2 separate regions of the Homo sapiens genome follow, and region 2 is linked to region 1. Evidence: chromatin contacts called from ENCODE Hi-C data. All regions are on one chromosome and are shown on one strand. The core of a region is the stretch at or near the end of the contact, and the rest is flanking DNA. Distances in the headings are between cores, read along the strand shown. Region 1 holds the start of GLIS1 (GLIS family zinc finger 1). Region 2 holds the start of IFT25 (intraflagellar transport 25).

What was found. Hi-C counts contacts between places; a loop is a spot of excess contacts on that map. Pooled maps may share reads with other maps.
Region 2: a pooled map shows a loop between it and region 1 (11-fold over the local background). The contact joins the promoter of IFT25 here to the promoter of GLIS1 in region 1. A Hi-C loop is called at or near these places in 1 of 168 maps with a recorded cell type or tissue (chondrocyte), 2 of 37 single-sample maps with no recorded cell type and 6 of 50 pooled maps.

The regions. Positions count from the first base shown.
Region 1 is chr1:53,735,507-53,742,589 of GRCh38, reverse strand. It overlaps GLIS1 (GLIS family zinc finger 1), which reads left to right and starts at 3,426. Exons shown (of 11, transcript NM_001367484.1): 1 at 3,426-3,485; 2 at 4,484-4,784. The coding sequence starts at 4,526. RefSeq lists silencers at 3,077-3,426, 3,437-3,606 and an enhancer at 3,292-4,010.
Region 2 is chr1:53,942,936-53,950,018 of GRCh38, reverse strand. IFT25 (intraflagellar transport 25) reads left to right here and starts at 4,320. Exons shown (of 6, transcript NM_016126.4): 1 at 4,320-4,464. LRRC42 (leucine rich repeat containing 42) reads right to left here and starts at 3,669. Exons shown (of 9, transcript NM_001256409.2): 1 at 3,470-3,669; 2 at 2,198-2,231. RefSeq lists silencers at 826-875, 649-943, 3,354-4,423.

The DNA of each region.
Region 1 (7,083 bases), core at 2,177-4,676:
CTCAAACTCCTAGACTCAAGGGATCCTCCACCTCAGCTTCTTGATTAGCTGATAGTATAGGTGCAGGCCACCATGCCTGACTATTTTTTATTTTATTTTTTGTAGAGACAAGGTCTTGCTATGCTGCCCAGTCTGGTCTCCAATTCCTGGCCTCAAGTGATCCTCCTGTCTTGGCCTCCCAAAGTACTGTGATTACAAGTGGGAGCCACTGTGCCCGGCCAGATCTATACTTTAGAGACTGATAAGGAGACCAGTGTGGAAAATCACTAATTAGGAGAAGGATGAGGATGGAGGCAAAAAGAACTTGGAAGAAATGTAGTAGTGAGGATGGAGAGGAGGAGGATTGTTAGTTAAATTTATGACAAGTCAGATATAGGAGTATGGGAGAGGAGGGGCTGAGGATGACTCAGATTTCTGAACTGGGGGAGTTGGCCATAGGGCCATTCACCCAGTTAGGGACATAGGAGTGAGGAGCAACGTCAGAGATGAAAAAATGATGTTCGATTTTGCAGATGGATCCTGATAGAGATATCCAGTAGACAGACTGTGGGAGGGCAGAAGAGAGTGTGAGTTGTAACACGGGTTAGTGTAAAAAGCAGACATTACTGTCTAGCCTGCTAAAGTGAGAAGCAGGTTACTGTGTTTCACTTTATTTTGTTTTTGACAATTAAAATATTAAGGAGTTTTATTTTAATACCAAAAATATAAAGGAAAAAAATGCAGCACATAATCCCACTGCTCAAATAACCCCTATTGAAAGACAGGGAGGGGCCGGGCACAGTGGTTCATGCCTGTAATCCCAGCACTTTGGGAGGCCAAGGTGGGCGGATCACAAGGTCAGGAGTTCGAGACCAGCCTGGCCAATATGGTGAAACCTTGTCTACTAAAAATACGAAAATTAGTCAGGCATGGTGGTGCGCGCCTGTAGTCCCAGCTGCTCTGGAGGCTAAGGCAGAAGAATCACTTGAGTCTGGGAGGCAGAGGTTGCCGTGAGCTGGGATTGTGCCACTGGACTCCAGCCTGGGCAGACAGAGGAGTGAGACTCTGTCTCAAAAAAGAAAAAGAAAACAAAAAAAAAAAAAAAAGAGAGAGAGAGGGAGGATAATATATACTTAGAAAACACAAATCAGTTCAGACAAGTATAAAAATGAAAAGTGCAGGCCTTCCCTCAGTCCTCCATTCCCTTAACCACTGTTAACAGTTTCTTGTGTTTCCTTTGTGGAAAAAAAAAAAAGCATATACCTACTAGATTCTGAGTATCTCCAAAGGGGTTCTGCCATTTACAGTGTTTAAGAGGTCTGTTTTATTGAGCAGATTAAACTTCTCATCACTTTGCCAGCCTTCACAAACCCACCTATTTTGGTCAGGTGGACCTGTGAGCTCACTGAGGGGAAGGGGAGGGGGCGGGTTCTGTGTTTCTGTGTCCCTAGCTCAGGTATAGGGGCTGGCCCAGGGTAAGTGCTCAAAAGAATAATGGAAAGAGCTGTTTCTTCATCTGGAAATTTGGAGGGCCTTTGCTTTCAGGTCCAGTTGGTTAAATGACTCATTCAGCAAACGTTTTCAGAGTCCCGACTAAATGTGCAGCGCAGTGCTTGTTGTGTGTGTGTGTGTTTTGCAGCGGGGCGGCGGGGGGGGGCATTGTGGGGGGTGGAGGGAGGGCAGAGGACTTGGATCCTGGCCTTACTGAAGAGAAGAGCAGAACTAGAAAGGCCAGAGATCTTCCAACTTCATGCCTTTGGAGGGGGGAAGCTGAGGTCCAGAGTGAGGTTACCATTCGTCTAGAGCCACATGGCTTGTTGGCAGCAGAACCAGCTGTGACTCCACAAGAGTATGTGGTGGTGGGGGGTGCAGGCACTGAGTGAGGCGCAACCCTTGGCCTGTGTGTTATGGGCATGGTTGATTTACACCCTCTCCCTGTGAGCAGCAGAGTGGTTGGTACTGAAGGAACAGCATTGCCAGGAGTCAGGAAGCCTGGATCCCGGGGCTCTGCCACCCTCCACCACATTGACACAGGCCAGTCACGTCCTTTCTCCTCTGAATGGAGGGTGGGTCTAACTAAAACCTCAAAGTCTTTCTTACTATTATTACTCTAATTGTTAGATACTATTTTAAACAAATTATAGGAAATCCAATTTTATGATTTTGAAATTCTAAAATCCTGGTTTTCCAGGATTCTGAGGATGCTGCTTGGGGTCGGTTGTTCTGTGCAGAGTCCTGTGCTATGAACTTGACATGTTGTGTAGTCCAGAAGGGCTCCATATACATTTTCCAGTTTGAGACCAAGGTCAAAGAGACCAGACTTCAAAGGAGTTCGAAACCAGTCAGGCCCCTTGGAGCCAGCCCAGACCACCATCAAACAGTGCACAGGAGGCGCCTAGGTGAAATGCAGAAACCATTTCAGGGCTTGGCTGGATCCTTCGGTAGGCATGGCAGGTAGACCAGGCCTAGGCAAACACTGCCATTTTACACGGGAGGACTCAGGCTCAGAGCGGGGAACTGAGCCATTGCCTGCAGGCTCTGTGAAGCCTTACTGTTCTTTGTCCCGTGCTCTTCCTACACGTTGGGCAGGGCCCCCTGAGACACTGCGTGCTGTCTGTGGGGGAATCCCAGAAGGCAGGACAACAGAGTAGACCCCTAGAGTGGGTCTCAATCCCCAGATCTGTAAGGATCTCCTGGGAGCTCGCTAAAAGCCTAAGTGCTGGGGGCCTATTCCCCAAGACTCAATTGGAATATTTCCTAGTTGGGATCAGGCACCATTTTTTTATCTTTAACTTCAGAGTTTGAGACCTTTTACCCTGGACTCTTTCCGGCGGAAAACACAAAAACAAACGTAAGAAAGTGGGCTGAGAGGCCTGGGTTTGGGTCCCAAATTTGCTGCCCACTAGCTGTGAAATCTCTGCAAATTCTCCAGTGAGAGGGTTGGATTCTGCAAGAAAACTTTTCAAGCACTTTCGCATCTGTCCGCTTCGCGTTAGCAGACAGCGTCGTTCCCATCTGACGGAGGGGAAAACCGACCGGGAGAAGGGAGGATCCTGCCCGGGGCTAGTGGAGAGGCGGGCAGGGAGCCGGGTTCAGCCCGGCACTCCTCACGCCCAGCGCACTCCGCCGACCCCCGAGCCCAGCCTCTCTCGCCGCGGCGCCGCCCCGCCGTCCTGCCCGGCTCGGCCGTCTGAGAACAGCGGGCAGCGCGGGGATCCAGCCGGCCGCCGCCTGTCAAACCCTCTGCTCAGCCCCGCGTCGGGCCCCGCCCAGACCCCCAGGGGGGGATGCCCCGCCCTCGCGCCGCGATTGGCCTGAGCCGGGCGGCCGCGGCCAGCCAGTGGCTGGAGCGGCTGTTGGGCAGACGCGGGCCCGCCCCCGTCCCCCGGGGAACCGCCCCGCAGGACGCGGCGGCGGCGGCGGCGGCTGCGGCGGCTGCGGGGGCTGCTGCGCCAGTGGAGGCGCGCCGAGCCGGGCGCCCAGCGATCTGCAGCTGCCGCTGCGAGGTGAGAGGGGGCGCGGCCCGCGGCCGAGGGAGGGGCGTGTGCGGGGCCCGAGATCCGAGGCTGGCGTCCCGGCGACGCTCGAACCCCGGCAGCTTGGGGATGGCGCAGGGAGCGCGGAGGGGAACGGAGAGTTTGGGGGCCCCTGATGGAAGGGCTGAGGGAGGCTCTGTCGCGGCCCCCATCGCACGCGCGTGTGGCGAGAGCGTGGGACTGTGTGGTTGTGCGCTGCTGAGCGTCTGACCAGCGGCAGTGTGGGTGGCGTGTCCGTCCCCGGGCGTGCCTCGGCGGGTGTGCGGGTGTGTGGCGGCGGCCGCGTGGGCATTGCCCACTGTGCCGGTTTGCGCGCGCGACGGGCTCGATTCCTCCGCTGCGCATAGGAATGTGGGTGTCCCGGCTGCGCGTGATGGGTTCGCGTCGCAGGATTCAGCGCCCAGCTTGGGACTCCTGTTTTCCAGGTTCGGGTGGTCGCGGGTGAGTCTCTGGGGGTTTCCCTCGGGCCTTTGGGTTCGGGTCCCCAGCTTCTGCGCGCAGCTCGGCCCCGGAGAGTCGACGAAGCGCGCAGCCCGTGACCTACCCGGAGCCGTCTCCGGGGCTTCGCCCGAGCCCTGCTCTGGGAATCCTCGTTGCCGCCGGCTCCGTGTTCCACTGGGGGACGCGGAACAGGCGCCTTACCCGCTCCAGGCCTCAGTTTCACCATTCGTGCAAAGGAGGCTGGTTTCGGTGGAGGAGGATTTGGGTGGGACTTCGCGGTAATGCGCCGCGGCGCGGGGGCCTGGGGTCCTCCCCACACCAGGGAAGGGCGAACCGCTCCTGAGCGAGGGGGCTTTTGCGTGGAATCAGGTGGGTTTGACCTCTGATTGGGCTAGGTGTCGTGGTGCTAACCTATGTTAAAGACGCGCAATCCACCGAAGGGGCAGTGACCTGCTCAAACTCGGCCCCGGGACAATACGGGGGCCGCTTTCCGCATTCTAACTGGCTGTGCTGTCTCCCCTCCCCAGGAGCCCGGCGCGACCCCCAGCCGTGCGCCCCGCCCCGGCGCCATGCATTGCGAGGTGGCTGAGGCACACTCGGACAAGAGGCCTAAGGAGGCCCCTGGTGCGCCCGGCCCCGACCGCGGCCCCGCCAGCCTCGGCGCGCACATGGCCTTCAGGGTCACCGTGAGTGGCGGCGGCTGCGGGGACAGGGGCCCGCGGGACCTGCTAGCCCGGCCGCCTGCGCCGCCACCGCGCGCCCACGACCTCCTCCGGCCCCGCAGTCCCCGAGACTACGGTCCATCCAAGGCCGCCGCCGCCGGGAAGGGTGAGTTCGGCCCTGCCAACGTGCCTGGCGGCTCCTGTGGAGATTCGGGCTGCCCGGCGTCGCCACCGCGTGCTCGGGAGAGCTTGGTGGAACTTTCTTCGGAGTTCCTCAGTTTCTCTCTTATTGTTTGGGACTAGCTTGTCAGTGTGAAAGTATGCCTGCTTTGCGAAGCATCTAATTTAAATTCAATTAGCCCCGTTTGGGGAAATGTGTTTATAGAAAGCTCTCAGCTTACATAATTTTGCTTCTGTGTGTTTCTGATAAAGCTTGCATAGAAACTTGTCAAAATTTTATTATACATGAGGGCGAATAGCAACGCATATATTGGTATCTGTTTCTGAGCAGCTCAAGGCATAGTTTGAAGTATTTCAATCTCCTCAGCTGACAAAACCCAGAGGCCTTTAGCAAGACCCCTCTCCTTTTGGGACCTCAGTTTCCCCATCTGTCAAGTGAGGAATTAATTAAACCAGATGATTTCTGGATTCCTGATGGAAAATTTTCTGCATCAGCAATCCAGCCTAGTCACGTCCTAACTTAAACATGGCTTTTCTGTACTTGGTGCTTCGGCAGCCTAGTCTTGGGTCACAAGCTCCTTGGCAAGTCCCTTCGTCCCCCAGTGAAGCTGGCCACGGGAAGGTGGGGGTCCCAGTATGGCTTATGGGCTCAAAGTCGGAGATGGTGCTGGGATTTTCAGGAACATGCTCTTCTCATCACAGTTAATTATTATTGAGTCATTATTTATGAGTTTCGTGCTGACAGATAATTAACCAGGAATTGGAGAAATTGTTAAGATGCTGTGTCCTCGTCCTCCCCCCTTTTTTTTTCCCTTAGGGGAAACCAAGGCTTTGGGGTTTGACTATATCTGCATTTGGAACCTCTTGGTTCTCATTCCAGATGATTCTCAAGGAAGACAAAAACAGTTTGGGTTTTACGGTTATAGGCATCACTTCCTAGCATCAGCCTCACAACTCGGAAGGGGTAGGCAGCCTACTTTTAGAGTTGAGAGCTCCTTGTGGATCAAAAACACCCAACTCCCTGGTTCAGGGATTAGTAAAATGAAATAAACATAAGTAGTTTTTTTCTTTTTTGAAGAAAACACTTGACTTTGTAAGAGAGAACTACTTCTCATCTCCTTGTTTTAGATGCCAGCCTCTTTTTCAAGGGATAGAGATAATATTTTAGAAGGACAGATACAGTGGGGAGGGGCGGGAAATGCCTGCTGAGTGTTATTGCTGGAATACACACATATGAGGTCTCTTTTACCAGAGAGGAGCGCTGCGCAGCGAGACATGAGTAATGTTTGCTGCCGGGAGCTCCCTGGCTTGCCCCGCTCCATACACAATCCTCCCTTAAATAGATACCCTCCTGCAACGTTCTGTGTTTAAAAAAATCATGGCTGTCCTCTGAAGATCGAGTTCTCTGCAGACCTAGCAAACAGCTCTCCCGAACATAATCTTTGTTCCACGCTATGGTGAGACCTTTCACCTGGGGGCTTTGTGTACGATCTTCCTACTTCCATTCCCCCTAACCCCAGTTATTTTTACGCACGCCCCCAAACATGTCCAAAATAAAAGATCTTTAAGTCAGGATTCCATTTGGAAAGGGCAGAGGAGAATAAAGGGATGGGAGGAAGAGCCTCTTTCTTTGTACCTTAAGCTGGTCTCTCTGGTGAAGCTTTTTTCCAAGAGGTTTCACAACTTTTCTTCATAGCCTCCCAGTGAGGCTGTTGTGGTGGGATGTATCCCACTCATTTGAAGGGTGAGGAAACTGAGGCCTGAAGGTGGGAAAGTGTTTGGTATGTGTAGGGCAGTGGTTAGGGAAGCCACAGCTCTGGCCTAACCTGGCCTAGGGAGAAAGGGAAGGCTCAGGGTCCTGGGCTTGGAGAGGTTTCCCTGCTGGCCTCTGTGTTGCTATAGGCAAGCTTTTCCTCACAGTGCAGTCACCAAGTGGCCCGAGACAAACCCAGCTTTCCCCCAGTTCTTCAGCGTCCTTAAAAATGCTGCGAGGAAACGGCACCTTCTTACTGCCCCTACTCCCACCGAAATAGTCCCAGACCATGTAACCCTTTGAATATTTGGTGTCTAGCTCCAAGTTCTCAGGCTTATTGGAAACAGACAGAAATACCAATTGAAAAATATGTATTGACTGTGCTGGGAATTGTGAGACCCCACCATCTATGATCTGTGGCACTTGGGGGAATCGATTTTACTCTTCTGAGCCTTTGGTTCCTTCGTTTGTAAATTTACCCTGAGACTTAATTCGCAAGACTGATGAGATCATTAGTGATAAAGAATGTGCA
Region 2 (7,083 bases), core at 3,071-5,570, 210 kb before region 1:
CATCTATCTTTCTCAGGCTTGACATAGTGCCTAGTACTAAGTAAGCCCTCAAAAGATATTTGCTGAACTGTATGAAAGGAAGGGTAAGACCTCAAAGGACAAACTTGGTGCTCTCAGTTGTAGGGCCTGCTGATACTGTTGCTAGGAGCCAGCTCCTTTTCCAGGCAACAGCTGCAGGCTCCTCCCCCACTTGCCAGACCCTTCTGCAGGTGGCAGAGGCAAAGCAGACGATGGGAATATATTGCTACTGGTACTACAAGGGGTGGGAGACAACTAAACTAAAAAACAGGGGAAAAAAATCCTGTCACAGTGCCAGCTCTTATAACCCATACTTTTCTCTTGCCAGCATTTACAGCCCCTGCTGCTAAGGAGACACCTCATTTATTCTGAGCTGTTCCTCCAGTAGGGGTGAGCATCTGGACCCTCCAACCTTGCAGACCTTAATTTTGACTGAGGAATTACGGCAGATGTCCTTTGGTCTTTATCCCTGTCATTTAACATTCAGAGCTCCACTCTACTTGTAGATCAGAAAGCAGACGCTAGGTATGGCCCTAAAAAGGACTGACGTGATTTTAACAACAGAAAGACAAATTCTATGGAACATACCCTATTATAGTGGATGAATACACTGTGAACTCCCTGAGCAATGACACAGGGTCTGCCCATCTGTATTGCCCCCAACCCTCACCCCTAACAGTGCCTTCCACAAACACTGTTGTAAAATGGACAAATGGATGGATGGATGGGGTGGGTGGGTGACCACTTCAGATGAAAACTAGAAGTCTGATTCCATCCAGCAGAGGGCACAAGCAGCTTGGGGCTAGAGTAAGGACCCTAACCTGGGCTCCTCAAAATCCTGGCTGCTTTGGCTTCCAGGGATCATTTTCAAAAAAAAGGCACAGTTCTGGTTGTTTTTTTGTTTGTTTGTTTTTCTTTAGATTACCCACCAAATACCACTTATCTTTCTAAATGAGGAAAAAATAAATACAATTTTTTCCTGGAGAGTAAACCCACATCATTTGTCCAGAAGCCACTGGAGGAATTGACTTTGGTTTGGGAATCCTGGCGTCCTTTAATTTCTACTACTAAATCAGCACATCCTGCATTCTCCCAAAAAGGATCTTCCTGAGTCTATGAGGTATGTAACATGACCTAAGCATTAAATTAACATTTGAACCCTTCAAGGCTAAGAACCAGAAAGGCAAGAGAATTCTACACAAAACTTCACTACTTGGGTTCATTTGTCCCTCACTATTGTACTGGGTGGTGTATTACAAATGGACCTGGTCAGGAGACAGGGCCTGTTCTAAACCATGGTGAAAACTCCATCCAAATTGAAAAATTAAAATACTTAGTCACTACAACAATAACAATGCCCAATGTAGATCGTAGTAGCTGTATTATATATTGGATCAAGAGTAACAGCGACATTTTGATAGTTTCCCAGCCTGCTACAGGAAGGCAGCTTTGTAACCCATACGACAGCATAGAAAAATATTACAATCATGTATGTTCTAGCATTTGGTCACCACAAGCGAGCCAAAGTTACCACGAAGTGTACCATTTCATCAAATGAATGAAACACAGCTGTATTACATTAAAAACTCAGTTCTATACAGCTTTCTTGAAAAAGGCCAGACAAAATTATTGATAACTACACATGACAGTTTTTTAGACCTTGAATCCAGTTTCCCAAGCAAAAAGCATGACTATGCCAGTCAGGTGGACTGGGATTGTCAGGGAGCCCACAGGGTAAAATTGTGAGCTGAATCTACGGCTAATTTGAAGAGAAGAAGAAGAAAATATCTAACTTCAGTAGATAAAGTAAGATAAAAATCCCCTAAGAATAACAAGTTGTAGCAGTAACTATGATGTTTAATGATACTGGATGATGGCTACCATTTATTAAGCACCTACCAGTTGCCAAGCACTGTGTTAGGTACTATATAAAATGATCTCATGTAATCTTTAATGATCCTATGAGGTCAGTATTGCCTTTTAATAGACAAAGAGACCCACGGAAATAAAATAACTTACTCTAGAACAGAGCTAATAAGTGGCAGAGCCAGAATTCAATCTCAGGGCCGCATTACTCCAAAGCTCAAGCTCTTTCCTTGGCATGATGCTGTTTCTCAAGACTAAAAATATGACATCAACCTTAAGGATAAAAAAAATGTGAAAAATTAATCTCACCCACCTGTTCGATCCCTCTAGTATTCACTGGATGAAGCCTGGGGGGAGGGGGTGGGGATAAGATTAAAAAACAAAAGCAAACAAAAAAACAGTGCACATCTGGGGAAAGAGCTAGTGGGAACACAGCCAGGACATTTACAACGAGGCCTCCCTTCTTCCCTCAGCCAGGCCCAAAATGAGCTACATCCATATACCAGGAGAACATCTGCCAACCCATGGCCTTCATCCCAAGGCTGCAGACACTTTTGGTTTATCTGAAAATGCAGTATTCTTGGGAAAATTTCTAACATAAAAACCTAAACAGAAACTAAACTATGGGTAGTTCTAAACCACCAATAACCAACAATCCACCTTCATTGTTCTGTGTGTCCCCATTCTTCAATTTTCAACTTTCCTCACTACTTTTTTCCTATAATATGCACTTTCCTACCTGCCTTCTCACCCATACCCTTTCAGGCTCCCTACTTCCCTCCAAGAACATGCCAGTCTCTCCCACAACGTGACACTCTTACCAATTCTAGCGCTTCTCACACCAAAAATCCTAACCCCACTCCCTTCGCCCACCCCAGCTCTCCTGCCCCTTTCAACCTTCAGACCCTTCCAGCCCTTCCGAGCCCCTGGTGAAAGGTGGCTTGCTGTCCCACAGACCCAACCTTCCAACCTCCGATCTCCCAACCTTCACCTGCCTCCCCTTCCTTCCCCACACTCCTCCACCCCCCACTCCTCTCCTTCACCATCTATTCTTCCCTTCTTCCCACTCTAGGGGCTTCCCTCTCCTAGGACCCCAATCTCTCCATCCCTTTCCTTGCCTTCTGTTCTCAATCTTCAAGACCCTCTTCCTTCACGCCTCACTATCCCCAACTTGGCATTCCACACCCCCAACTTTTCTTCCCTGCCCCCAAGACCCCACCCTCTCTATTCCTATCCTATCTCGTTTCCTCCTTGAACCCCTAAAATCCCATTCCCTTCCCCCTTCCTTCTTCCCGCTCTCTCCCCAAGCATGCCTCTCCCCGAGTCCACCCAGGCTAATCCTGCTCCCTGTCCCACCCAGGCCCCGAACCCCAATTCTCACACGTCCCCATAGCCTGCCCCCGCACCCCTACGCCACCCTTAAACCCATCGCCCCCACCAGTATACCTCATCCTCCCCTCAACCCGCGCCCCGCCGTCCCTCTGGGGCGTCCCCTCCCCCACCCCGCCCCTCCCTAACACCCCGCCCCCGCTCCCACACGCAACCCGGGGCCCCGCGAGCGGCCCGGCCCGCGGCCGCCACCTACCTGTGCCCCTGCCCGGGGCAGCGAGCGGCAGCTCCTCGGTGACGGCTCCCTCCTCCCGCGGCCCGGCTGACGGGGAAGGGCTCAGCACCCCGGGCACAAAGCTAGGAAGGGTGGGACACAGTGAAGGTGGGAGGAGGGAGGGGGCTGGGGGCAACCAGGCGCCGTGGGACCGCGGGACCGGCGGGGGCGGGAGCAAGGCTGGGCCGGGGAGGCGCGCGTGCGCGGGCCCCGGCACGAAGGCGGGGCCGGACCTGGAGGCGGGGCCAGGCCCAGGGCAGGCGACCCGAGGGCCGAGGGTTTGGAACTCGCAGAGGTGGGCCCTGCGCGTGCGTGCTCGCGGGAGGGTGGGTCCCCTGGGTCCTGCGGGCCCCGGGGATAGAGCTGAGCTGGGGGAGGGTAGGCAGCGCGCGCCCCGGGACTGGCCTGGGGAAAGGCGCACAGGAGTGGTTTCGCATCTTGGCCCGCGAAGTAATGGGAGCCGGAGAGGGCGGGGCCGATTGTGGGCGGGGCCTGTGGGAGGCGTGGCGCTAAGAGCTAGGGGTAGGAGGGGCCGAGGCCGCCGCGAGGGGGCGGGGCTGAGGCGGGGTGGGGCCTCTGGGAGGCGTGGCGCGAAAAGCTCGGGGTAGGAGCGAGCGCGCCCGGGAACTCGGTGGAGCGAGCGCGCCCGGGAACTCGGTGGAGGCCGCGGTGGCGGGGTGGGGCGGGGCTGAGGGCAGGGCGGGGCCTGTGGGAGTCGTGGCGCAAAGAGCTCGGGGTAGGAGCGCGCGCCCGGAAACTCAGCGGTGGCCGCGGCGAAGGGGCGGGGCTGAGGGTGGGACGGGGCTTGTGGGAGGCGTGGCGCGAAGATTTCAGAGTTGGAGCGCGCGCGACCCCGGACTCCACGGAGGCCGCGGCGAGCAGGCGGAGCTGCGGGTCGGGACGCTCTGCGTGGGGCGGGGCGCAAGGGAGGTTTCGAGCCCGGAAGGTCCGGCGCCCAGAGCTAACGGGAGTCCCAGGTGAGCGGGTAGCGGGGTAGGCAGGCTGGCACCAGAGGGTATGGGGGCCTGGCCGGGCAAGGCAGAAGGACGGGGATGTTGGTGGGAAGGGAGCAACAGTGGAGGGGTGGTGAAGAGACGCGCGGCGGGAGGCGTGGAAGGGCCGCGGCGGGAGGTCTGACGCGGGCCCGCCTTTTCCTCTAGACCCTGGAAGCGCCACTACCAGCCCACGAAACTCTTTGAGGCCAGAAATAGCGTCTTGACCCCCCAAAAGGGAAAACCAGTTGTAAATCGAAATTAATTAGTCTACCAAAATGTAATGTAAGCTGTCAGCCGCAACGTAACACATCTAGCTATAAATTGTACCTAAGGTCGGGGGCATTTATATATTCTTTACATAATTTGGGGCGGGCCTCCACAAGTCTGAGGCTTTAGGGCCTTGAACTGAGGAGGAGGGTTTGGGATGGAGGTGAGAAGGTGGTGCCAGGGCTGGTTTGCCTTGGAAGCCGTGGCCCTGGCCCCTCGGAGACAGAAGCCTTAGGCCGGGTCCGTGTTTTCTAAAGTACACCACGTTCCCAATGGATGATGCTTGAAGAAAGAGCGTGAGGAGTCCAGCTGTAGCACCAGAACCAAGGGAGCTGGTCAGGGAGAAGGTCCTCTAAGGACTTGACCTGAAGAGGTTTGGGGAAAGAAGGACCACAAAGGGCATGTGAGCTAGCGATGAAAGGGTGAACTGGGGACGAAACCAGTGGCACTGGTTTAGAAGACAGGATAAGGCATCAGGGAATACCAGGGTCAGGGATTGTAAAAAATGGAAAGGATAGCACCCCAGAGTGTACCACCTTTGGTAAACTGCGGCCCTGAGGAAATTGCCTTGCTCTAAAGGGGTGGGGGATTAGACTACCTCCCAAACCTGCACTTTGTTTTGTTTTTTGGAGACATAATCGCTCGTCGCCCACGCTGGAGTGCAGTGGCGCGGTCTCGCCTCACTGAGCCTCCGCTTCCTGGGTTCAGGAGCTTCTCCTGCCTCAGCCTCCGGAGTAGCTGGGATTACAGGCACCTGCCACCACACCCAGCTAATTTTTATATTTTTAGTAGAGACGAGGTTTCACCATGTTGGTCAGGCTGGTCTTGAACCGCTGGCCTCAAGTGATCCGCCTGCCTGGGCCTCCCAAAGTGCTGGGATTACAGGCGCCTGCCACCAGGTCCGGCTAATTTTTGAATTTTTAGTAGAGAGGGTTTTGGGGTTTCACCATGTTGCCCAGGCTGGTCTTGAACTTGTGAGCTCAAGCTGTTCGCCCACCTCGGCCTTCCAAAGTGTCAGGATTACAGGCGAGTCACCAGGCCTGGCATTGTATGGATTTCTCTAAGGTTGGTTGCCTCTTCTCATTAACTGCAACAAAGAACCTTAAAGAAAACCAAGTCTCTGCCGTTTCTACTTAAGTAATTCTACCCAAAACAGGAAATAGGAAGGGTAATGGTGAATATAGAAGGTGTGAAATGAGTTTTGTATTAAAGCATGTGTTTGCTTCTCTCAGAAAACTTAAGAATGTGAGGTAAGAAAAGAACTGAACATTTGGAGAGTACATTCTTTCCTATTCATCTGCTCCATATCAACCCTAAAGTGTAACTCTCTTTTAAAAAACAAGTTATCCGCCGGACACAGTGACTAGCTTCTGTAATCCCAGCACTTTAGGTGGCCAAGGCAGGCGGATCGCTTGAGCTCACGAGTTAGAGACCAGACTGGGCAACATGGCAAAACCCCATCTCTACAAAACAAAAAAATTAGCCGGCCGTGGTGGTGCATGCCTGTAGTCCCAGCTACTAGGAAGGCTGAGGTGGGAGGATCGCTTGAGCCCGGGAGGCAGACGTTGCAGTTAGCCGAGATCGAGTCATTGCACTCCAGCCTGGGCCATAGAGCCCAGACCTTGCCTCAAAAAAAAAAAGTTCTCTCCCTACATCTCCAACCCTCACATTTCCACCGCCAAATAGATTACTGCATAGTTTCCCCAGCTTTACACTATTTATACTTGGGACCAATAATTACTTGAGGATGTGCTGTCCCGTATATGATGGTATATTTAGCAGCGTTCCCTCCCAAGTTGTGACAGTTAAAACTTCAGATGTTTTGAAGTGTCCCTTGGAGGCCAAAATCTACACCCAGTCCAGTTGAGAACCACTGGAGTACAGGATAAAGTTCATTGCCATTAACCTGGCTTTTCAGATCTTTCATTATCTATTCCCAATCTACCTTTCCTAAAATCTGACTCAGCCTAAGAGAACTACCAATGCAGGAATCCTTTCTTTGGCTTCCTTCGTAGATTTCTTTGCCTTCTTCCATAGATTATGATCTCTTACCGACTTTTCTTGGACGTTTTCAGGGATGAAAGAAATTTAAAATCTTTACTTTGAACGAAAGTCCTTGTCTCTCCAAAGTCTTCCTGCTTAAAATGTGCATTTGTTGAGTCCAGTTCACGCCCCAGGAGGTGTAAAAAAAAAGAAATTTAAATCCTTTTTCCATTTGTGAGCACCACTGAGAGTAAAAATTATAGTCGCATTTCTATTTTTCACCTTTTTCTATGTAATATGGTTTATAGATCATCATGAACTTTTTACTCTCCTCCGAACAATATCACGCCT